2 separate regions of the Homo sapiens genome follow, and region 1 is linked to region 2. Evidence: read pairs that join two places in POLR2A ChIA-PET (ENCODE). Cell type or tissue: HCT116. All regions are shown on one strand. Links, peaks and the distances in the headings refer to the core of each region. The heading gives the core; the rest is flanking DNA.

Region 1 (12,661 bases), core at 696-8,695, 190 kb after region 2:
TGTAGTCATACTGAATTTAGATAGATAAGGGCTACAGCATACTAAATCGACAACCAAATTTGTCATGTGACTAAACCGTTACTTCAGATGAAGCTTACATTACTGTTTTCTGCTTGTGTATTTTCTGTAGAGTACTTTTACACAGATTGGTAAAGTTCAGGTTTCAGAGAACTGCTTTTGTGCAGAAAATTTAGGTTCTTTTTTCCACCTTTTTGGTCAGTAAAACTTAATGAAAAAAGCAAAGAAAAAAATATTCTGAACAAAGCTATAGGGTTTTAAGTTCAGCCTCCCAACTTAGTCATCCTAACATGATTATTTTGTGATTTGGGGTGCTTGCCCTGGTGCTGTTCCAGTCCATGTGCATCCTGAGCTGTGTGATCTGCCTCGAGGCTATGATCTGAGCAAGCAGGAGATAACATTTTCTTCTGCATCAAGTGAGGAAAAATGTGCTTTTGGCCATGTCTCAAAGACAGGACCAACTTCAGATTCCCAAAGAAGCCAGCTACAGAGCCTCTGGAACACTATGGTCTTACAAGCAGTACTAAAATCAACCCTCAGCCTCTTCAATGCCAAAGGTATCCCTATTGGTTGAGAACCACATGGTAATTTTTAATGGGACTTTTATCAGCAAATGGAGTTACAGGAATTCTCTGTAATGAGTGATTCTGAAGAGGTACTTTCCTGGAATAATTGTCTACCTGAAGAAAAAAAATTTATATATACATTGTGTGTGTGTGTAATACACACACACAACCCCCTATACCTGGAAGATTGTCAGCATGTAAATCAGGAACAACTTTCTCCTTATTGACAATCCCATAATAAAACTCAGGAACCAAGGCAAAATGAATTGGCTTCTAGGGGTCTGAACCTTACTGCCCATACAAGTGTTGATTCATTTTAATGCTGTTTATGATTTCTGCATTGGCAGAAATTTTCATACTTTCTATGTTTTTTTAATTACTCAGTTTTTTATTACTAAAAATAGCACATTTGAGTACATTTGAAAAGTAGAAAAATTAGAAATTATTAACTTTATTGAATAAGCAAGAAGTGCATCCTAATCCTTTGATTATTAATGAGGTTGAATATTTGTGTGCTATCGGTAGCTGTGTTTCTTTGATCAGATGTTCCTGTCCTTTTGCCCTTCTGTTATCTGTTGGAGTTGCTTTGTTTTTCGTATCAAGTTATAGGATCTCTTTATATAATAAATGTAATTTAACTTGCATTTGCTTGCATTTATTTCTTCCCTCAATCTGTTGTAGTTTTACAAAGGCAACGCTGTTCAGTTAATTTTTGAGATCAAATTTGTCTTTTTTTTTTTTTGAGACAGGGTCTCACTGTTGTGCAGTCTGGAGTGCAATGGCACGATGTGTGCTCACTGAAACCTCTGCCTCTCATGTTCAGGCGATTCTCCCACCTCAGCCTCCCGATTAGCTGGGATTACAGGCATGTACCACCAAGCCCGGCTAATTTTGTATTTTTAGTAGAGATGGGGTTAGGGGATAATTTTGATATGGTTTATTTTTTATGTAGTATTTCAGTGCTTATTCTGACATATCAAGGTGATACTGCCCTGCCTCTATTTTGTACAGGCTTTTCCTTTTATTGAAAAAAAGTACTTTTTATTACATCTTATGTCTGAACCTGGTGCTTCCTATTGAAATAAGTATTGCTTTACTAGGTAAACTGCTCTATCTACATCCCCCACCTCCAGCTTCACCCACCCTGCCTCTCATTTTTTTACTTTCCCGTATTCTGCAGTTGACAGTTCTCTTGGTAATCATACAGGTAGCTGACTAATGCTATGCTAATACAGGTTGAGCAGCCCTAATCCAAAAATCCAAATTGCTCCAAAATTTAAAACTTTTTGAGGGCCAACAGGATGCCACAAGTAGAAAATTCCACACCAGAGCTCATGTGACAGGTTACACTCAAAACACAGTGAAGACTTGTTTCATGCACAACATTATTAAGACTATTATAATTACCTTCAGACTACGTGTCTGAAACGTGAAATATAACCGAAGTTTTAAGTAATATTGTTTAGACTTGGGTCCCTCCCCCAGGATACGTCATGTACATGCAAATATTCCAAAATCCAAAACACTTCTGGTCCCAAGCATTTCAGATAAGGGATATTCAATCTGTACTGCTCATTAAACCTGGAGTTTCTTATAGAGAGAAATTTTAGGTGGTTGAAATGATTAAATGGAAAGAGATTTATTTTCATAAGCTGGTAATTTTTTAAAGAAAGTTCAGACTGGAAAAATATTTAGAGGATAAAAACTAAAAGCACATAAAGCATTATGTTAACATTTCTTGTTTTAGTTTTTCGGAAAGTATTCAAAAATTAACATTTGTTAGCTTTTTTGATATGTCTATTATAGAACGTACAGGAAAATAAAAGCAAACTAATTTATCAGTGATTCCACATGTTGAAGATAATTTCTATTAATAGTATATTATATATATATATATACGTACATATGTGCAGGCATTTGTCAAATATTTTTCAAGTATGCCAGACCTTAGGCTAAAAGCTGGATAATGAAAATAAATCCACCTTCCAAAGACTCCTATTATCATGACTTTCTCTTATTTTTTAAAAAGCTGTATATATTAAAAAATCATAAGGTGTTTTTTTCTAATTATCAAATGCACATGTATTTAGAAAAACAGATTCCATTTTTATTCAGATAAATCCAGACTTAAATTTCTTTCCCACTTGCTTACAGTAATATTTATGTAGTTGGCCTGCAAAGCAAACACATTTCACTCATGTTCAGATTTTTGTAATCAAAATTATTTTGTTCTCACTATAAAGGCAGTAAGCTCCTACAGGACATTTTAAAACTACATAAATGTGCCATCCCCAGCTCAACCGATTATAAACAACTGCCGAAAGATTGTGGGGTAAGTTTAACTCTCTAAAACTTCAGCTTTGTCATACATCTATCAGGTTGGGTGTGATCATTAATAATTCTATTTATATCAGATTTGTAAGGAAATAATATAAAGCGATTAGCATAAGATATGCACAAAAGCAGTGAATGATAGTTGTTACTAACAAAGTTGGGATTTTATAATTTTTGACTTTTGCTTCAGCTTAATGATTTTCAGGCTATTGTTCTTTGAAAGTGTTCAGCGTCTATACAATATTTCATTCCATGAACATGCCAAATTATTCCATTTCCTTATGTGTAGATATTTAAATGTCTACCATAAATTTTCACCATAATAAAGCAAGATGTAATATTCTTACATAAAACTTTGCCCATAGCTACTACCCTATGATAAATGCTAAGTAAAATCGGAATCATGTAGTGTTAGCTTTTTTAGGGTCTTAAAAAATATTTCCAGGATTATACCATATGCATTTTTAGCAGAACTGTGTTCAGTAACTATTTCAAAGGAAATCTTTGCAGTTCTAGTTATTTCACTGTTTGGATTTACATATCTTTAATTACTAGTTATAATTTCTTGTTTATTGAGCATGTGTATTTTTCATAAATCATTTGCTCCTGTCTTTTGCTTTAATTGTCCTATTTGCTATAAATACTTTTTTATACTCTACTTTTTTATTCAATTTAATATGATCAAGTATGTTCGTCTTTTTTGTATGTTGACCTTTCGGTGATATTTTTGTTTTTTTTAATTTGGGGTGTGTGTGTGTGTGGTGGTGGTGGTGGTTGTTATATAGTACTGATGTGGTATTACTTGTTCTTGATACTATAGCTCTATAGCTTTGTGATTACTAGTTCTTGACATGTTAGGGTGGCATTTACTGCTTGTCTCCTGTTCAAGTAGCTTTTCTTTCTAGTTAAAATGAGAATGAGATTTTCCTTAAAATTAATAAACTTACCTTTTTATATTGAGATTAATCATTCATTTTTTTTTGAGATGGGGTCTCGCTATGTTGACCAGGCTGTTCTTGAACTCCTGGTCTCCAGTGATCCTCCTATTTCAGCCTCCCAAAGGGCTAGAATTACAGGTGTGAGCCACTGCAACTGGCTATATTAAGATTAATCTTTATTCTCTATTTACAGCAAGTATTTGCCCACTTGTGTTCTGTGAGCAAAGAAATCAAGTGTTTTTCCTTTGTAACGTAGCACAATTAGTTTTTTTGTCATTTTAATGCTTTCTTGAATAATTTTTTTATCATTAGGTGGCATAATTATCCCAGTATTTTATGTTGTTATTATTGATACAACTTTCTACCAAACTTTTGGCATAAAATCTAATGTATTTTTCAAATTACCTAATTTTTCCATAACCACTTTTTGAATATCTTCATTTCCTTGCTGAATTTTTATGCTTTAAAAAAAATCATAAAATCTTATAGTCAATCAATTTAGAGTATTTTTCTTCACTTCCAATGATCTTTTTTCAAGTTAAGTTGTCTTTGATATATACGTGTGTGTGTGTGTGTGTTTGTGTATTTCTGCTTTGAATGGGATTTCGTTATGTTATATTCTGAACTCTTGGTAGAAGTAGGAAATATGTGGTTTTAGCATAATGGTTTTCTGTCTACCGACTCTCATTGATTCTTCAGTTTTTTGGGTCAATTCTCATATTTTCACCTTAACTAACCATTATCTGCATATTATAAAAGCCAATTTCATATTATTAGTTTAATGTGAAACATTAAAGCATGGTTCATACTTCCAGCAAAATTATAGTAGTGACCGAGGAATTGTGTCTTATGCGTAATTTTAATAGGGGTAATTCTAGTTTTAGGATTCCTTTGTTACAAGGAAATATCCTTGATCTTGTTCACGAAGTTCCTCATTAATTAGGAGTCTTAAAAAATTAGGGTTGTGTATCTTCATTACAAATGATTTCTGTACCAGCTGATCCAAATTTTTCTTAGTACCATCCATGGGCTGAAAGAAAGGCTATTTCTTCGCTGTGTGATCAGTGTGTCATTAACTACCCATTTCTTCATTTATTTAGTCAAATTTATTGAGATGATAATTTAATTTTTCTCATGTCAAATACTGAAAAAGAGTCTGTTTTTTAATTGTTTTCAACTGTTGGGTTAGAAAGGACTCTTACATATTGCTGAGTGCATTGTCAATTGGTTTACAGTTTAGAATGCAATTTGGCAAAAGTAGTAAAATGATCTTTCAAGTTTCATACCTTTTGGACAGTAAGTATATTTCTAGAATTAATAAGTGACAGAAAATAGGCCAGAAATAGTCATCTCAGCATGATACTATTATTTGCTTCCTAATAGGACCACATTAGACCTTCCATTAAAATACTTTTAAATGGATTTTTAAAGATTCTTCCCACCTTAATTTTGATACTTTATCTGCATCCTCTAGTATTCAATTGTTGAGCATATATTTGAATGGCTGGATGATGATTAGAATAAAAGACTTAGATATTCATTAAGGATGACTGAACACATAACTGTTGAATTGTGTACCTGAGCCAAATGCACTAGTACACAGAATAGGTCGTTCCTCTGTAACAGTCTCAGAGCAACTGCTTTCCAGGGGCTAATGTTATTCTGCCATCTACTGGTTAAAATTAAAAGTCTTTGTTTAGCTAGATTACAGAAAATATATCTCCTTTATCAAAACAACAGTAATAACAAAACCCAGAAATTTTTATAGCACATGTGAAAGTTCAAAGTTGGCAGCTTATATAAATTACATAAGTGAATATTAAAAACTTTTGGTAATTTTTGGGGTACGGTAGATCAAAGAGAAGAATTATTTTTTATATTACTTAAAAATACAGATTTAAATAGCTATGACCTTTATTTTATTTATAAATTCATATACATTTAATTTTAAAATCTGCAACATTTCATCTGGATTCTAAGCATTCATACCCAATACTTGCTTTTTCCTTTGAGTGGATTCCCCATACCATTTTTATTTTTAGTTTTTAGCAGACAGCCTCATCACAAAGACATGTATAGAGTAAATCTTTTCCACAGCAGAAAGGACGTAATATGCATTATATCTGGTTATAAGTAAATATGACAACCTCATAATATTTAAGAAATTTTTATATTGGTTTGCTCATTTGGGTATGAGGATCAAATCATGACTGCTATAGCCACATAATTTTCACCCGGCCAGCCAGACACACATATGCATAAGCATATACATGTGTTTGATGTAAAACAGCTTTTGGACCAGCTGATCCAGATTTTTCTTAGTGCCACCCATGGGCTCAAAGAAAGTCTATTTCTTGACTATGTGAACAGTAAGAATGGCATCAACTACCCATTTCCTCATTCTCCATGTTATTGTCTCAGAACAAAATATTCTCTTACACCAAGCATTTTTTCCCTCAAGATGGATGTGTATAACAACAAGTGATCTCTTAATAGTGCCTCCTGAAGGATATCAAGAGTGCACATATCTTTTCTACATAGAACTGAAGGAGCAAGATTAGATTTCGTGCAATCTTAGAACAAGATGTGTATAAAGCTGTTGACAGCAACTAAGTAACCCAAACTTCAGAAGTTTCGTTGTCTAGAGCCCCTTCTCCAATTGTAAGTCCAAAGAGTATGTCTAGCTCTTTACTGGTCCATCTTCCAAAAGACTATTACAATACAGCCTTACAATCTCTTATAATGGAAGTTTATCATTTTTTGCCTCATTTCACCCAAGTGCCAGTCAACAGAGTACATGTTTGTATGTGGTGGGGATGGGAGGCAGGTCTAACTTCTACTGATTCAAACAGCTTTATCTTACTTAGGGAGTATACTTTATCACTTAGAAGTCAAAACATTCTTCCAGCCAGGAATTAGTGATCCATTAAAACTTATTTCTAATTCATGTCAAATCATGAACCAAAACATACTCAGTATAAAAACCTAATGTGAGTCAGTGTAATGTTTATTTCTTCATACTAAGCAGTGTTTACTTCAATTTTTTATTACTCTCTCCATCTTTCTCCAGATAAGAAAATCACAGATTTCACAAAACCTTTCATATATGTATATACACATACTTGAAGACATCAATTAACTCAAAGATTAAGGAAAAAGAGTTTTTGTTTTGATTTTGTTTTTTGTTGTTGTTGTTATTGTTTGTTTTTTGAGATAGAGTTTCACTCTTGTCACCCAGGCTGGAGTGTAGTGGTGTGATCCTGGCTCACTGCAATCTCCGCCTCCCCAGTTCAAGCGATTCTCCTGCCTCAGCCTCCGGAGTAACTGGCATTACAGGCGCCTGCCACCACCCCTGGCTAATTTTTGTATTTTTAGTAGAGACGGAGTTTCACCATGTTAGCCAGGCTGGTCTCGAACTCCTGACCTCAGATGATCCGCCTGCCTGGGCCTCCCAAAAGTGCTGGGATTACAGGCGTGAGCCACCGCCCCCAGCCAGAAAAACAATTTTTAATTTTCAAGGCTGGCTCTCCATTAATAATCTCTCCCATGCCCTGGACTAGCTATACTTTATCCTGCAAGGGGAATAAGTTATGGATTCCATTGGTATGTCTACTTTGTTCACTTCTTGGGCTGCAATATCTACACTTCCCATTCACCCTTACCACTTACTTAGTAGATAGTCTAGCCACTTGCAAGAGGTTCATGGCTACCATTTGGGAATGCCTATAGGAGATCAAGGAGATCCATTGAAACTCAGCCCCCAAATCCAAAGTCACTTTCCTTTTGATATCTGTAGTTTCATCATCTGTCATAACCATGCCTACTTATCATCTGTAAAACACCCTTTCTACATTAAGGGATACTCACATTATGAATTCTAGTTGTGGTTGTTTTAAAATATATTCACAAATTTTCTCATGCTCGTTTCTTTCCTCCTTTTGACTATGTGTTGGATTTAGTGATTCCCATCTAATGAATACAATGAAACAATGGTGTTTAAATTATAGACTAGGTCATAAAAAATTGTGTACTTCCTCCATGTTTATCTCTCTTCTATCACTTCCTCTAGTACAAGCCAGCTGCCATGTTGTGAGCACATACCACATAGCTCCATGGAGATGCCCATGTGACTGTGATGAAGAGCTAAGACTTCCTGTCAGTGGCCGTGTGAGTGACCCATGTTAGAAACAGATCCGCCAGCCCAAACAGAACCTTCAGACAACTGCAGCCCCAGCTGGCATCTTGACTGCAACTCATGAGCGATTCTAAGCCCACCGAAGCTGCTCTTGAATTATTGATTCACAAAAACTTTTAGGTAATAAATGTGTGTTGTTTTAAACCACTGAGTTTTTGATTAATTATGCATCAATGGAAAACCAGATCACCAATGCAGGCAACATAATGTAAATTTCAAGCCTCCCTTGTAGATAGGACATGGGAACAAAGAAAGACTTGCCGATCTGGAGCACCTGCATGAGCTTTTGATCCTAATGTGTCCACAAGAAGATATAGGCTCTACGTGGTGTTTCTGTATTTATTGGCTGAGTTGGTGGCTTTCTATAGTGGGAAGTTCAGGTTTTAGGAAAAGAAATGGCATTAGAGAATGGAAGTTCCTTCTAGTTCTTACTAGAGCAGCATCATCAACAGTGGGTTTTTATATCTGGACAGTTCTCTGGTTTAATTTTTGATATTTTTATCTGGAGGCTTAGTCTAGAGCTTGTTTCTATGGCATCCCAAAAATTCAGCAGGCACCACATCTTAACACCTCTGTTTAGTCATCAGTCTTACATTCAGCTTTACTCTTTACTACAACGTAATAAATACCTTCCAAACCTATTACCTATCTCGTTGGGTACAATAACTATGTCCTAATGGGTCCACTTCCCACCTTTCTAACCAGTATGTGCAAGCAAATCCCAACCTAGTTTTCAAAGGGCAGCTGTAAGAGCTTTTCTAATATGTATTTGGTGACATCAATTCACTGCTTAAAACATCTCAATATTTCTAATGATCATTTCTGTGACTCATAATCCCATAATTGCTTGCAATGCCTTTTACAATACAACACCTGCTTCCTATTCTAACTTCTGCTTTCTCCCTCCCTCCCTTCTACTTCTACATAGTTCTAAACCTTCTTCACTGTTTGCTCCTGCATGCGCCCTCTGGCCGCTACGCATTCACATCTGCTGTTCCCTGTTTCTGACCCTTTGAGCATCACACATTTACTTGGTTAACTCCCACAGATCCTTGAGATGCCAGCTTAGCAGTTACTTCTCCTGGATGCTTTCCCTGACGGAAACAAGTGCTACACGCTTCCAGAATCTGATACTTTCCCTGTCACAGTCATTAGCATTACTTTAATTAAATGCTCACTTGCCCACATCCCACCAGACTGGAAGCTCTGTCATTCCCTGAAAGCAGAGAATGTGTCTACTTTCTTTCATTGTAACTAGCACCATCCACAGAGCCAGCAAATAAAAGGTATTTGCTACTTATTTGAAGTTTCAAGGTGGATGATTCCGTATTTCACTTTAGTTTCTAGTTCATGCAACTGCTGAAACTGAATCAACGGTCATCAGATATGACTTATCTAAGAAACATAAGTAAAACTGAATTCACTTCAGCTGGTATAATCTATGTGAATTGTTCATCTCCTTCATGGCCCTAGGATTCCTACCTACCTACTTATTGTTTAGAGCTGTCTTCTCAGGAAGAGTGCTCCACTGAAGAAAATAAAGTCTTTATTTAACTTACCAATATTTTCACAGTGACAAGTAAATTGCCTGGAGCAGAGATATTTAAAACGATTTATGAATAAATAGACTTAATGTTCCTTTTGGATTTGAAAGCAGATTAAAGGTTTAAGGGCACTTTGTATCTCTTTGAGGGTTTGAGTAAGACCTGACTTTTACTGTAAAGATTTAAGTACCCGCTCCATCCTCACCAAACAATAGAAACCAGAAGGCAAAGCTGACCATATTTATAAACAATAAATTTTGAAAATATAGCAATTATCATTGGATAAATTTTAATTATTACAAGCTAAAAATGTAATTTCTCCCTATTCAAAAGTACAATTTTGCCAGGTGCAGTGACTCATGCCTGCAACCCCAGCATTTGGGAAGCTAAGGTGAGTGGATAACTTGAGGTCAGGAGTTCGAGACCAGCCTGGCCAACATGGCAAAAATCCATCTCTACTGAAAATACAAAAATTAGCTGGGCATGGTGGTGCATGCCTGTAATCCCAGCTACTTGGGAGGCTGAGGCATGAGAATCGCTTGAACCCGGGAGGCGGAGTTTGCAGTGAACAGAGATTCTGCCACTGCACTCCAGCCTGGGTGACAGAGTGAGACTCTGTCAAAGACAAACAAACAAAAAAGTACAATTTCTTATTATTGAAACACAGTCTTACAAAAATGACTCAATATATCGATAAATGAAGCAGAAAGGAAAGTCTTTGAATTGAATGAATATTTACAAGCTCGAAGCCACATAATTAGTAGATGAGACCCAATTGACTGATACTGGGTCTAAATCTAAGTTTCCTTTCCAACCTCCTGGGATTTCCGATGAGCCTATTAACACAGAGAAAGCATTTATTGATTTTCCTTTCTTAATCTGCAGTCTGACAATGTCCCAGGCACAACAGATGTGTTCTTTCTTTCTCACATAGAGACTGATTGCTTGTGAATACTCCTTCACAGCCAGGCTGGAGTCCTCCTACTCAAGGTCTCTTTGATTTCCTATACCCAAACAGGTCTCCAGAAATTCTAGCTACTGATCAAGCCCAGTGAGGAATTTCAGTTCTTTGTGCTGAAAACGTTGGAGATCTGCTGGATCATCTCATGAAGAACATTGGTGGCCTGAGCCTTTTGGAATTTGGTGCCATGCGGCTGCTCTAGGGGAAACTTAAAAAACATTCTTGTTCTTCAGACAGGAAGAAAAGAAAGATTCTCCCAATTTGGTGCAGAACTTTGAAGGTCACCTATTTATGGCAGCCCATGGCTCTGGGCTAGGCCACAGCTAAAGCTGCAGAGAGAACTGCAGAATATCATCCTCAGTGTCACTAGGGAAGAGGTTGGCCGGGTCATTGGTGGGATACAGCTGGCTAGGCCATTTGAGTCTTTACCCACCTGTCTCAGCACTTTCTTGTTGTGAGATTCTTACATAACCAGATTAGGGTTTTCAGTTTTTGTACTTATCTCAACTTTATTTCTACTTTGTTCACTTTCTCTTCTATTTATGGGTCTCAGATAATGTCATGACCTCAACACTTCTTTTGTATTATGACAATGGAAATTAAACACACTCAGAAAATGGCAAAACTCTCAATCTAATAGGAAATACCCATCCAAATGAGGCTCAATGTTGAAATAACAACCTATCTGAGTCTCAATCTATGTCTCTTTTAAAATTCTAATAAGTATACTTAGAGGTTTGATCTTGGACATTTTTACTTCTTAAACTGCACTGAAATACATGTTTCCTCACCTCTCTGCATTTCTCTTTTAAGTGGCTAATACACTAGGTTTGATTTCTTCCACCTTTCTTTACAAGAGCCACAGCTTATAATCTGTAGATAACGGTGGCATAAAACTCGAAAACCCAGGGTTAAGTCATCCAGTTGTCTTTGTTCTGTCACTAAAAATGTCTTTACTGCATATATGTGACAGACAATAGGCTTGGCAATTTAGATTAACAGATAAGTAATACAGGATGATGACTACCCTCCATGGATTCAAAGAATGGCATTTAAGACATGATTGTGATTAATTAAACACTAGCATGCTCAGTGCAGCCAAGAGGAAGAACTGAAAGCTAATGAAGAGGGAAATTGGGAGGCAGTAGAAACTGCCACTTTGTGACAACATCTGTGGCTCCTGGGAGCTTAAACAACATCAGATTTTCCTTTCCTCTTCTGCAAAATTGAGACAATTTTAATAGTTGTCACATAGGAAACTGCAAAGATGAAATAAAATAAAGTTTGCAAATTACTGGCTGAGAATCTGAACATGGTAAATGATAGTTACCTTTAATTTCAATGTAATAAATAACATAATCCTGTATAGTCCACATTTAACCAAATCCAGACAAGAGAAGCTTTGATTGCAGCTCCCCTGACATTCCTGAGGTCTAACACGTTGATGTCCCTCAAATTGAAACTCTAGGAAAGGGGACTGTCTGTAAAACTGTGAAGGAGCAGAGCCCAGGTTCCCATTGTCAGAGTAGTGCCTTGCACAGAGGAAAAATTGTACAGCCCCCATGAAGCTTGTTCCAGGGAACCAGTGTCTCAGCAAGTTGCGATAGAAAATGGCTGCTCTGTGAATAGTATAAATAAATAAAATAATCCCTTTACTCAGATTCAGTTAGTTTCAAATCACCATTGATGATTATTTTTAGGCCCAAGTAAAACATATTTTGTAAACCATTTTCCTAGCCTTTACAACTCTCTAACTCAACCCTAAAAAAAAAAAGGTGATTTGAAACTAACTGAATATAGTATTATATAAAGTTACCTATAGATATATACAGAATATACACTTACATATTTATATATACATATTTAAATACAAATAAATAAGTAAATATTGTAATGTATTTAATAACATACAATATATGTTATATGCTATATTGTATATGTGTATATATAACATATCGTATATATGTTATTCTATATAAAGTATATATTGAAGTATATATATTAAAATATATAAATGTATACATATTTTTACACATTATATTTACATATGGATTTTTAAATGTACAAAAACATATATAAGATATATAAATATATATTCTTTTTTT
Region 2 (12,661 bases), core at 3,871-11,870:
ATGGGAGAAAATTTCTGTAAACTATGCATTTGACAGCGGTCTAATATCCAGCATCTATAAGGAACTTAAACAAATTTGCAAGAAAAAAACAACCCCATTAAAAAGTGGGCAAAGGACATGAACAAACACTTTTCAAAACGAGACATACATATAGCCCACAATCATGAAAAATGCTGAACATCACTGATCATTAGAAAAATGCAAATCAAAACCACAGTGAGATATAATTCTCAATCAGAATGACTATTATTAAAATGTCAAAAAAATAACAGATGCTGGCAAGGTTGTGGAGACAAAGGGATGCATATACACTGTTGATGGGTGTATAAATTAGTTCAACCATTGTGGAAGAGAGTGTGGTGATTCCTCAAAGACCTAAAACCAAATACCATTTGACCCAGCAATCCCATTACCAGGTATATACTGGAAGGAAGATAAATAATTCTGTCATAAAGACACAGGCATATGTATGTTCATTGCAGCACTATTCGCAATAGCAAAGACATGGAATCAACCTAAATGTCCATCAATAATAGACTCGATAGAGAAAATGTACATATACACCATGGAATACTGTGCAGCCATAAAAAAGAATGAAATCATGTCCTTTGCAAAAATGTGGATGGAGCTGAGACCATTATTTTTAGCAAACTAACACAAGAACAGAAAACCAAATACTGCATATTCTCACTTATAAATTGGAGCTGAATGGTGAGAACACATGGACACATAGAGGGGAACAAGTCACACTTGGACCTACTGGAGGATGGAGGGTATGCGAAAATAGAGGATCAGGAAAAATAACTAATGAATACTAGCTTAATACCGGTGTGATGAAATAATCTGTACAACAAACCCCCGTGATACAAGTTTACCTATGTAACAAACCTGCCCGTGTACTTCTGAAGTTAAAAGTAAAAAATAAAAGGAATTATAAGAAATATTTAACACAAAAAAGATTTTAAAAAATGGGTGAAATGCCCCAATTAAGAGGCACATAGTGGCAAGCTGGATTAGGAACCAAGACTCATTGGTACGTTGTCTTCAAGAGACCCATCTCACATGCAGTGAGACCCATAGGCCCAAAATAAAGGGCCAGAGAAAAATCTACCAAGCAAACAGAAAACAGAAAAATCCTAATTTCAGACAAAAGAGACTTTAAACCAGCAAAGATTACAAAAAGGATATCACATAATGGTAAAGGCTTCAATTCAACAAGAAGACCTAACTAATCTAAATATATATGCACCCAACAGAGGAGCATCCAGATTCATAAAGCAAGTTCTTAGAGACCTATGAAGAGACTTAGATAACCACAAAATAATAGTGAGAGACTTCAACACCACACTGACAATATTAGACAGATCATCAAGGCAGAAAATTAACAAGGATATTCAGGACCTGAACTCAGCACTGGACCAGATGTACCTGATAGACATCTGCAGACATCTCCATCCAAAAGCAACAGAGTATACATTATTCTCACTGCCACATGGTACATACTCTAAAATCAATGACATAATCGGACACAAAACATTCCTCACCAAATGCTGTATAATGAGTACTAGGCTCATTATAATAACCACCCTCTCAGACCACACCACAATCAAATTAGAAAACAAGACTAAGAAATCCACTTAAAACCATATATTTAAATGGAAATAGAATAACCTACTCCTGAATGACTTTTGGGTAAATAGTAAAATTAAGGCAGAAATCAAGTTCTTTGAAACTATTGAGAACAAAGATGCAACATACCACTCGAGTGTGCAGTGGGGAAGCCAACCTTGGACAGCTGAGCATGTGAGAAAAAAAAAAAGATGCAACATACCAGAATCTGTGGGACACAGCTAAGGCAGTGTTAAGCAGGAAATTTATAGCACTAAATGCTCACATCAAAAGTTAGAAATACCTCAGTTTAACAAGCTGACATCACAACCAAAAGGACTAGAGAACCAATAGCAAACAAACCTCAAAGTTAGCAGAAGACAAGAAATACCCAAAATCAGAGCTGAACTGAGATTGAGACATGAAAAAAAACATTCAAAATATCAATGAATTCAGGAGTGGGTTTTTGAAAAAATTACTAAAATAGGTAGACTGCTAGCTAGACTAATAAGAAAAACTAGAAGATCCAAATAAACACAATTAGAAATGTCAAAGAGGATATTACTGCTGACCCTACAGAAATACAGATAACCATCAGAGAACATTATGCACATAAACTGGAAAATCTCAAAGAAATGGATAAATTCCTGGAGACATACATCCTCCCAAGACTGAGCCAAGAAGAAATTGAAACCCCGAACAGACCAATAATGAGCTCCAAAATTGAATTAGTAATAAATAGCCTACCAACCAAACAGAACTAGAGCCAAATTCTACCATATGTACAAAGAAGAGCTAATACCATTCCTACTGAAACTATTGCAAAAATTGAGGAGGGACTCCTCCCTAACTCATCCTATGAGGCCAACATCATTCTGATAACAAAACCTGGCAGAGACACAACAACAACAAAAAAACTTGAGGCCAGTATCCTTGATGAATATCAGTGCAAAAATCCTCAACAAAATACTGGTAAACCAAATCCAGCAGCACATCAAAAAGCTTATCCACCACAATCAAGTAGGCTTTATCCCTGGTATACAAGTTGGTTCAACATACACAATTCAATAAATGTGATTCATCACATAAATGGAGCTAAAGACAAAAACCATATGATTATCTCAGTAGATACAGAAAAGGCTTTTGATAAAATTCAACACCCCTGCATGTTAAAATCTTTCAATAAACTAGGTATTGAAGGAACACACCTCAAAATAATGAGAGCCATCTATAGCAAACCCACAGCCAACATCATACTGAGTGGGCAAAAGCTGGAACCATCTCTCTTGAAAACGGACACAAGACAAGGATGCTGTCTCTCACACCTCCTATTCAACATAGTATTGGATGTCCTGTCCAGAGCAATAGGCAAGAGAAATAAAGGGCATCCAAATAGGAAGAGAGGAAGTCAAACTATTTCTGTTTGCAGACAACATGATCCTAAATCTAGAAAACCTCATATTCTTGGTTCAAAAGCTCCTTCAGCTGATAAACAACTTCAGAGTCCAAGGATACAAAATCAGGGTACAAAAATCACTAGCATTACTTTAGACCAACGACAGTAACTAAACTAGAAATGCTTTATACCAGTTTGGCCAAGAGCCAAATCAAGAGCACAATCCCGTTCACAATTGCTACAAAAGAATAAAGTACCTAGGAATACAGCTAACCAGGGTGGTGAAAGCTCTCTTCAAGGAGGACTACAAAACACTTTTCAAAGAAATCAGAGGTAACAGAAACAAATGGAAAAATATTCCATGCTAACGGATAGGAAGAATCAATATTGTCAAAATGGCCATACTGCTCAAAGCAATTTATAGATTCAGTGTTATTCCTATCAAATGACCAATGACGTTCTTCACAGAACTAGAAAAAAAACTATGTAAAAATTCATATGGAACCAAAAAAGAGCCCAAAACGCAAGAAGATCCTAAGCGAAAAGAACAAAGCTCAGGGCATCATGCTACCTGACTTCAGACCATACTCTAGGGCTATAATAACCAAAACAGCATGGTGCTGGTACAAAAACAGACACATAAACCATTGGAACAGAATAGAGAGCCCAGAAATAAGGCCTTGCACCTACAACTATCTGACCTTTGATGAAATTGACAAGAATAAGCAATGGGGAAAGGACTCCATATTCAATAAATGGTGCTGGGATAACTGGCTAGCCATATGCAGAAGACTGAAACTGGACCCCTTCCTTATACCATATACAGAAATCACCTAAAGATGGATTAAAGACTAAATGTAAAACCCAAACCTATAAAAACCCTGTAAGACAACCTAAGCAATTCCATTCTGGACATAGGCAAAGATTTTATGATGAAGACACCAAAAGCAATTTCAACAAAAGCAAAAATTGGCAAATGGGATCTAATTAAAGAGTTTCTGTGCAGCAAAAGAAACTATCAACAGAGTAAACAGACAACCTACAGAAAGGGAGAAAAATTTTGCAAACTATGCTTCTGAGAAAGGTGTAATATCCAGCATCTATGAGAAACTTAAACCAATTTACAAGAAAAAAAAACCCCATTAAAAAGTGGGCACAGGATAAAAAGGAATGAGTTCCTGTCCTTTGCAGGGACATGGATGGAGCTGGAAGCCATTATCCTCAGCAAAGTAACGCAGGAACAGAAAACCAAACACCACATGATCTTATAAATGGGAGCTGAACAAGGAGAATGCATGGAAATGGAGGGGAACAACACACACTGGGGGCTGTCAAGGTGAGGTCAGGAGGAGGGAGCCATCAGGAAAAATAGCTAATGCATGCTAAGCTTAATACTTAGAAGATGGGTTGATAGGTGCAGCAAACCACCACGACACACATTTACATAACAAACCTGTGCATCCTTCACATGTGCCCTGTAACAAAAAAAAAAAGTGGGTGAATGATGTGAACAGACACTTTTCAAAAGGAGACATACACACAGCCAACAGGCATATGAAAAAAAGCTGAACATCACTGATCATTAGAGAAATGCAAATCAAAACAGTGAGATACTGTCTCACACCAGTCAGAATGGCTTTTATTAAAAATTCAAGAAATAGCAGATGCTGGCAAGGTTGTGGAGAAAAAGGAATGCTTATTCACTGTTGGTAGAAATGTAAATTTGTTCAACCATTGTGGAAGACAGATACCTCAAAAACCTAAAAACAGAAATACCATTCAACCCAGCAATCCCATTACTAGGATATAAATCATTCTGTCATAAAGGAATATAAACCATGCTGTTATAAAGGAATATAAGTCATTCTGTCATAAAGACACATGCACGTGTATGTTCATTGTGGCACTATTCACAATAACAAAGACATGGAATTAACCAAAATGTACATCACTGATAGACTGGATAAAGAAAAAGTGATACAGCTAAATCCTGGAATACTATGTAGCCATAAAAAAGAACACGTAGGAACATGGATGGAGCTGGAGGCCATTTATCCTTAGCAAACTGACACATGAACAGAAAACCAAATACCAGGTATTTTCACTTATAAGTGGGAGCTAAATGATGAGAACACATGGACACATAGAAGGGAACAACAGACACTGGGGCTTACAAGAGGGTGAAGGTTGGGAGGAGGGAGAAGATCAGGAAACATAACTAATGAGTACGAGGCTTAATACTTTGGTGACTAAATAATATGTACAACAAACCCCCATGACACAAGTTTACCAATATAACAAAGCTGCACATATACTCCTGAGCTTAAAATAAATGTTAAAAAAAAAAGTGAGAAAAAAAAAATTGCCAGAGTCGCCCCAGCCTTCAGCTGACACCACTGTATGATCAGCCAGTAGCCATCAAGATCAAGATAAGACCTTCCACCAGTAAAAAGGTTACAACTTGCTGGAGGCTCAGCTGATCATTAGCGTTTTTTAGCAATATTTTAAAAATAAGATATGTACTTTTATTTAGACATAATGCTAGTGCACAGTTTATAGACTACAGTGTAATATAACTTCTATATGCACTGGAAAGCAAATTTGTGTCACTTGCTGTATTGTGATATTCACTTTATTGTGGTGGTCTGGAACAGACCCACAATATCTCCAAGATATGCCTGTAGAAGCTTCTCTAGACCTTTGATATTTGGCTGGATATTATAAAAATAAACACACCCCATTCCTGAATCCAGAAGTTTTTCAATCACAGTGTCAATATCTGTAGGTCATGAGCGTGCCCATTCAGCATTTATTGGGCTTAATGTATGTGCAGATTCTTTGGTGGGCCTTGGGATAAAAAGTTTAAGAAGACATGTCCATGCCCACAAAGAGCTCAAAAGCTAGTGGGAGAGGTATGTGTACAGTGAGAATAGGGACTCTACATCAAGGTGTGTGGTGGAAGTGGAGAGACACAAGCAAAGAAGGGGGCACTACCTAACCATTGTCTTAAAGGATTAATTCTGGTTTGCCAGGTAGACCAAGCGGCATGTTCAGGGAGTGTTACAGAGTTAGGGAACAACACTTGGAAAGGGCTCAAGACTTAGCATTCTAAGGGAATGCCACTTGTGGGTGATGGAAATATCTGGAAGCCCTTGACTTTTGGATTAGTTGGGAAATTCCTCTGAAATGTGTGCATTATGTCTGACTTTGGTCTTAGTTGGGTCACAGGCAACCATTAGCCTGATAATATAAATGTTTTGTATTTTATGTGTTTCGACAGTATTCTGAAGCTTATTGACAAACCAGAAAACGGAGTCATTTATAGTTTTGTTGTGAATCAACATGGTGAATCATTGTTTAGTTTTGTTTTGTTTTGAGCTCAGAATGCTTCCTTTTGGAATGATGAAGCAGAATGACCATTTGAGGAATATTTCAGGGGCAGAAGAAATGGCAGGAACAAAGTGGGAATAGTATGCCAGGGGGTAGTGAGGAGATGATTCCAGCCCCAAAGAAAAGCCCCATTGGTCCGTAGAAAATAAGGGTGGTAATGTTGGAAGTTAGTTTGGGGGCACAGATAGAATGCAGACTCTGAGGGAAGACATGCTGAATTCAGATTCTAACATTAACTAGCACTGTGATTGTGAACTAATGACTTAACCTTTCTGAGGTTTAGTTTTCTCAGCTATATAGTATAAAATGGAAAAAAATTCTTCAACAGCTTTTCAGTTTGGAGTTAGGATTTAATAAAAGAATAGATGTACAGCTCTTGACAATGTATTCTAAATACATCTTACCTTTGGTTCAGACTTTGGAGGATATAGAATATGAATTTAATGTGTAAATCAACCATTACAAATATTTTATTTTTTAAAGATATGCACATGTCATAGTCCATTTGTGCTGCTATAACAAAATACCACAGGCTAGGTAATTTATAAATAAGAGAAATTTATTTTTCACAGTACTGGAGGCAGGGAGATCAAGGCACTGGCAGGTTTTGTGTTTGCTGAGAGCCAGGTCTTCACTTCAAAGATGGTGCCTTTTTGCTGCCTCTCTCTGAGAGGATGGACACTGTGTAGTCACATGGCCAGAAGGTGGAAGGGCAAGAGAGTGCTCCCTTCAACCTCCAGCCCTTTTATAAGGATTCGAATCTCATCCACGAGGGTGGAATCCTCATGACCTAATCACTTTTCAGAGGCCACGCCTCTTAATCCTGTTGCGTTGGGGATTGTCTTAACATAAATTTTGGAGGGGCACCATTTTTCAAACTAAAGCAGCACTGTACTAAATCTTTATGGGTGGTGGCTATACAGTAATGAAAAAGTCCTTTTGAAATGTCTTTTTTTGATGAAAAAGTGCTTGCCTGGGCCTTAGGAAGCACCATATAAATACTGGTAAGTCACTGAGCTCCTCGTGTCACTCATAATGGTCCCAAATTCTCTACATTTCCACACATGAAAACGTTGTTCACCCACTTTCAGAATGCTTTGGTTTCTTTCCAGAAGTGTTGATGGGTTTGCATGGATCTCTCCCTACTTTCACCACCCTCGTTCCTTTAATGTCAATAGCACACATTTTTTAGGTGACTGACTAGGATTTGGGTGGCAGTCCATGGCCATGAAATCCAGAGAAAGTAGAATGGCTCATACTTAAAGACAGAAATGGCTCTAGTAGAGAATAAACATTTGAATTAACTAATGTGATAAGGTACATGTTCTAAAGTCTAGTTCAATTTTTAGATTCATGGAAAATTCGTGAAGCAGGAAAGAACTCATCCTCAGTCTCTAAAGCTGATTTTAAATTAGGCATGTATACTCTTTCCTTCTTAGGCTTAGTTTCCTTAGAAGGTTCAATATAGTTCAAGAAGTTTCCACAGTGGGGCTGTATTTTGCCATCTAGCAAAGGTTCAGCAGAGCCTTCCTTCAGGTCACTTCAGCTACATAAGGCAAATGAAGTTTTCTAGTGCAACAGGGAATGATTTAGTGTTCAAGGAATATCATTCTTCACATAAATTGATGTCACAGATTCTTTGAATAGATGTTCCCAGTGGTGGCCTTAGACTAGGATTAACTCAGAGTCTCTCTGAGTCTGCATTTTTAAAGTATCTGTTGTGTTTTTGAGCTCCCTATCAGTGAAAGTCACCACTGCTCATGTAGGAGCATAGAGCAGAAAACTGTTTTTTTTCTTGGTTCTTCCATTTTCTTAGGCCCTCAAGCCTCAAGCAAATTTTTCTCTTCTGCTTTCCAAATATATCTTGAATCTGTGTGCTTTCTTTTTCTAATCCAAGGTTACACCATCTCTGCACAGACAGCCTTGGTGGCTCCTAGATGGTTTCTGTGCATCCGTTCTGGCCCCTCCTGTCCGTTTACCCCTATAGAGCAGCCAAAGTAATCTTGTCAAACACAAATCTTGTTGTTTGGCTTCCTTACAGCCCTTTAGTGGTTTCCCATCCATCTTAATAAGGTAATCCAAATTCATAGTACTTTCTCATGTAACCAGTACTGACTGATCTCTCTATAAGTCTCTTTCATCACAGTGTATGCTGGGTGCACAGAGATAAGTAAGGCTTTCCTCCTACTCTTAAGGAACCTATAGTCTAGCAAAACAGTTAATCAATGTTTACTCATTTATCCATAAATGTTCATTGAAATCCTATCATTTACCAGCACAGTGCAGAATAAGGAGTTGGTGACTTTGTTGTTGTGCATGTGATGAAATGGGTGACTTGAATTCACATGGCCTATTTGCTGTTCTAATGACAATTTTGACCTGGTTAGCCTAAATCCAAAGCATGTGGTTTTAATCATTATACTTATATCAGTTATTTTCTACAATAATACTGCATAGCAAACAACTAAAAATCCTCAAATAAGTTCAGCAGTGTTTACTGCTTACACATCTGGGGTGGGTCACCTAAGCAGCTCTATTAATTTTGGTTGGCTTTGCTCACATGTTGGGGTTGGCTTGCTTTTGGCTGATCTAGATGGGCCTTGGCTGGGGGGATAACTAGGGAGACTTGGCCATGTTCTTTGCGCCTTATTCTTTAGTAGAGTAGTCTGGGTATACGCTCATGATGACAAAGGATCAAGAGAGCAGGCAGGCCTAGTCTCACCAGTGCTTTTTAAGCTCTGTTTGCATCATGTCTTGCTCACATCACAAGCTGACCAAGACAAATTATACAGCTAACTCCAGAGTCAGAATATGTACTGCAAAGTCACATGGCCACGATTTGGATTCAGGGAGAATTCAGCCATCATTGTAATCCATCATGATGCTGTATTTGTTCTTATTATAGCTAGTGTATAATTTGATGATAGGATTTACCAAATTATGTGAAAATATATACTGTCACCTCCCACTTGGAAACCCATTATAGGTAAAGGCCCTGTCTTCAGCACGATGCCTGGCATATAATAGAAGACCAACAAATGTTAAATTAATGGAATTATTAGTAGGTTGATGACTTTGAGATGTTTACTCTAGATAAACTTTTTCAGCCTCAGCTTAGTCAATTATAAATAGGCGATAATAATATCTACCACTGCCAGTTTTCTGAGGATTAAGTATGGGAAAAATGTAAAAGTATATACTGCTTACTCAAAAAAGATAGTTACTTCTCCCCTCATCCCCCACCTTCCCTTTTCAGTGGGTTTTTATGAATTTTGGAAAATAGGAAATGCTTTAATTTTGGCCCATTTTAAGCAAGGGGTTATAGAATAGAGAGCTCTGAATTCAAAATATCTTCCATATTTTCTACTAATTGCTAGTTTAGTATAATACTTGTCTCCTAAAAATTGGGATCCTTTTGGATGCTTAAGCTTATTAACAATTTGCAGTTTGTCTTGAATCCTTATAATGTAGGGGTAGATTTCCTCTTCCTCATTCCTATAGACAACATATGTGAAGAGGAAATGGGAATTTAGAAGGGTAGTGGAGTGGAATTTTGGGAAATAGGGCATTTTGTGGGAGGACAAGCCTGGTGTAGGTACTGTGGTGTGTCTGTATATTGGGGGGTGTGGGAAGTTGGATAGGCAGAGGGAAGAGAGTGTGAGGTCTTCCAGCAGGCAAGACAGGGCTGGTGGGGCAGAGAATAAAAACCTAACTCCTTTTTGTCAGTTTTTCTATACTTTGTAGTTGCCCTGGGGATCGTTTCTGATACCTGATAGAGATATTCAGTTGTATTTTATTAGTATTCCTAAATTTAAAAGAGTTATATTCTGTCTTTGGTGGTGTTCTTCCATAAAAAAGATTATATAAAAATTAAAATTACGTATGCTATATATGTGTATACACACACATGTATACATATACAGGCTTGCTAATGTAAAGACACTTCAAAAATCTTTGATTTTATAAATTCTTTTCTTAGCCATTCCTATAAGCTGCCTTTTTTTACTCTAAAAGTATCTGTAATTATTTCAGTATTTCTCCTCAATAATACTATAGATGACTGTTTAAGCACAAATAAATAAAATATTTTCTATTGTAATTGTTTTTTCCCTCATTGGTACTTTTTTGTGCGATATGGATAGTGATCAAGTGTACAATGAATGGCATTAATACATGGAACCCTCCATAGGTTTTGAGTCCTTCCAGGGGCCATAATGTTGTCTTTGCCAATTTATAAGAGATTATATTTATTCATTCATTTGAATATATATATATGTATTTATTTATTTTGAATATATGTATATATAATTGTACTCCTTTCTTCCTGCAAACCACTCCCCACAGATGTAGGGCAGAGACACATATGGCTTCTATCAATTTAGGGAGTAGCTTTGAGCACATCCTATTAAATTGTCTATTCCCAAAGGCAATACCAACACATTCAGTGAATGTTATTTTTTCCTACAGTTATATTCTTGATTGGACCACAAAGTTTTTCATAATACTGTACATGAAAAATAGGACATTCTAACTTTTTATACATAATCAACCCCTACCCCAACCCCTTTTTAGAAAACACTTTTTTAAAAATGAGGCGTTAAGTAGATTGTATTTCAGCTCTGAAAAGCCACAGTGAGTGTTAGTTACTCCATTTTTTTCAGTTACTGTGATTGAGTTCTTATTCTTTATGTCTGTGTATTAATTGGGGTTGGTATAGCTAATTCCCCCTTGCCCTTCATATGTCTGGAACATGCTAGATTTGCTGCCAGAATACTTTTATATCAGTTATTTAGAAGTAAAGTCACCTTATTAATTTTAAATGAATTTAAAGTTAGAATAATTTGAAGAATCCTAGACTTTGAACTTTATTTTGTTAGTTACAATACTAAAAGTTTGAAATGTAAAAGAAAATTTTTTCTTTTAGGAAAAAAATTATAAATGGGCCCTGCATTCTCTCCAGGGCATTTTTTTGTCAGCATTTTTCAAGGTTTAACCTTAACTGCTAAGGCCTATAATCAGGTATATATATATATACCTGATTTGTTTTCCCATTGTAACAATTCCTGGTTAGGTTAGAGTTTTGCAAGAAATTTGTTTAAGGTATATGTGGTGAGGGTGTGGGTTTTACCAGTAACCTGGTGAAAGCCATGATTCTCAGGATATATTAGAGAAATTAAAGAAAGCACCTCAGTTTCAACAGCAACAGCTTCTTCAAAAGAGTACAGTTTTTTTCTAGACTTTTCAATTACACATTGAGAAATTATTTGATAACCTAAAAAGTAAGTTTTCTTCCTCCTTTTAAATATTCAGGTATCTGCTACATCTGACTGGTAAATCAGATAGTTGCTGTTATTCAATTTTCTTTACAAAATGAATCTGAATTTTTTTTTGAGAAAAACCTCGCTCTGTCATCCATGCTGGAGTACAGTACTACAGCCTCAAACTCCTGTGCTCAAGCAATCCTCATGTCTCATTCTCCCAAGTAGCTAGGACTACAGGTGCATGCCACCACAGCTGGCTAATTTATTTTTATTTTTAGTAGAGATGGAATCTTGCTATATTTCTCTGGCTGATCTTGATCTCCTGGCCTCAAGTGATCCTTCCACCTTGGCCTTCAAAAGTTCTGAGATGTACTCAAGACCATGCCTGGCCTTGAATCTGAAATTTTTATGTGCAAAATGGAACTGAAAAAAGTCACAAGAAATTACTGTTTTCAAATATGTACCATATACCTTCTAAAATGATGCAGCTTGTACCTGCCTCTTAATTATGAATATCAGATATTAGTAATATTTTTTAAAATAATGAGTTTATTGGAGAAGCTTTATTCAGTTAAATCTTCTCAATTCAGAATTTTGTTACCTAACCTGTTTTGCATTTGCCATTAATTTTGATTCAATGCTCTGTACTTAATGATCCCCAAATTCCTAAATACCCTTACATTAATAGATCATGCAATTAAGTTGAATTGTATCCTAGGAAGTCAATTAGTACCTCTTCCACAAGTTACCTAGCCTCAGGACAAGATGTTACAGGCTTTTGTGCAATAGAACACTCATAAGTTCCTACCCTCACAAGAACAGACACCACATACTGTATATGCGTGGGTGACTGCATATGTGTATATCTAGTACCAGGCTTAGGTAATGCTGGACTTTTGTTTCTGGCAAAGGCAATTGATACTAGAATCATATTTAAAAGAGTATGCTTCTTCCTTATCTATACCTTGGTAGCACTATATAACAAAATGTTTTACCTTTATAGGTT

The links. Peaks named below come from ENCODE experiments on the same cell type or tissue, not always from the same donor. Only the 100,000 strongest peaks of a DNase experiment are listed, where the experiment ranks them.
Region 1: POLR2A ChIA-PET joins it to region 2 with 5 read pairs; 3 of 35 experiments call an interaction of 5 or more read pairs at or near these places.

Annotation. Positions count from the first base shown.
Region 1 is chr9:21,319,586-21,332,246 of GRCh38, reverse strand. It overlaps KLHL9 (kelch like family member 9), which reads left to right. Exons shown (of 1, transcript NM_018847.4): 1 at 1-2,582. All of the region lies in intron 2 of LOC107987053 (a long non-coding RNA gene), which reads right to left. It also overlaps the pseudogene IFNA20P. Among named protein-coding and RNA genes, the nearest start is that of KLHL9, 9.5 kb to the left of the region's middle. In HCT116, for the core only: a CTCF peak has its summit at 5,514 (motif pointing left); a DNase peak (open chromatin) is centred at 5,496.
Region 2 is chr9:21,513,452-21,526,112 of GRCh38, reverse strand. The region is part of intron 1 of MIR31HG (MIR31 host gene); the gene reads left to right. It overlaps LOC124900282 (small nucleolar RNA SNORD55/SNORD39), which reads left to right and starts at 1,731; the gene lies at 1,731-1,806. In HCT116, for the core only: no CTCF peak of the experiment used is centred there; a DNase peak (open chromatin) is centred at 4,427; H3K27ac peaks cover 5,322 bases.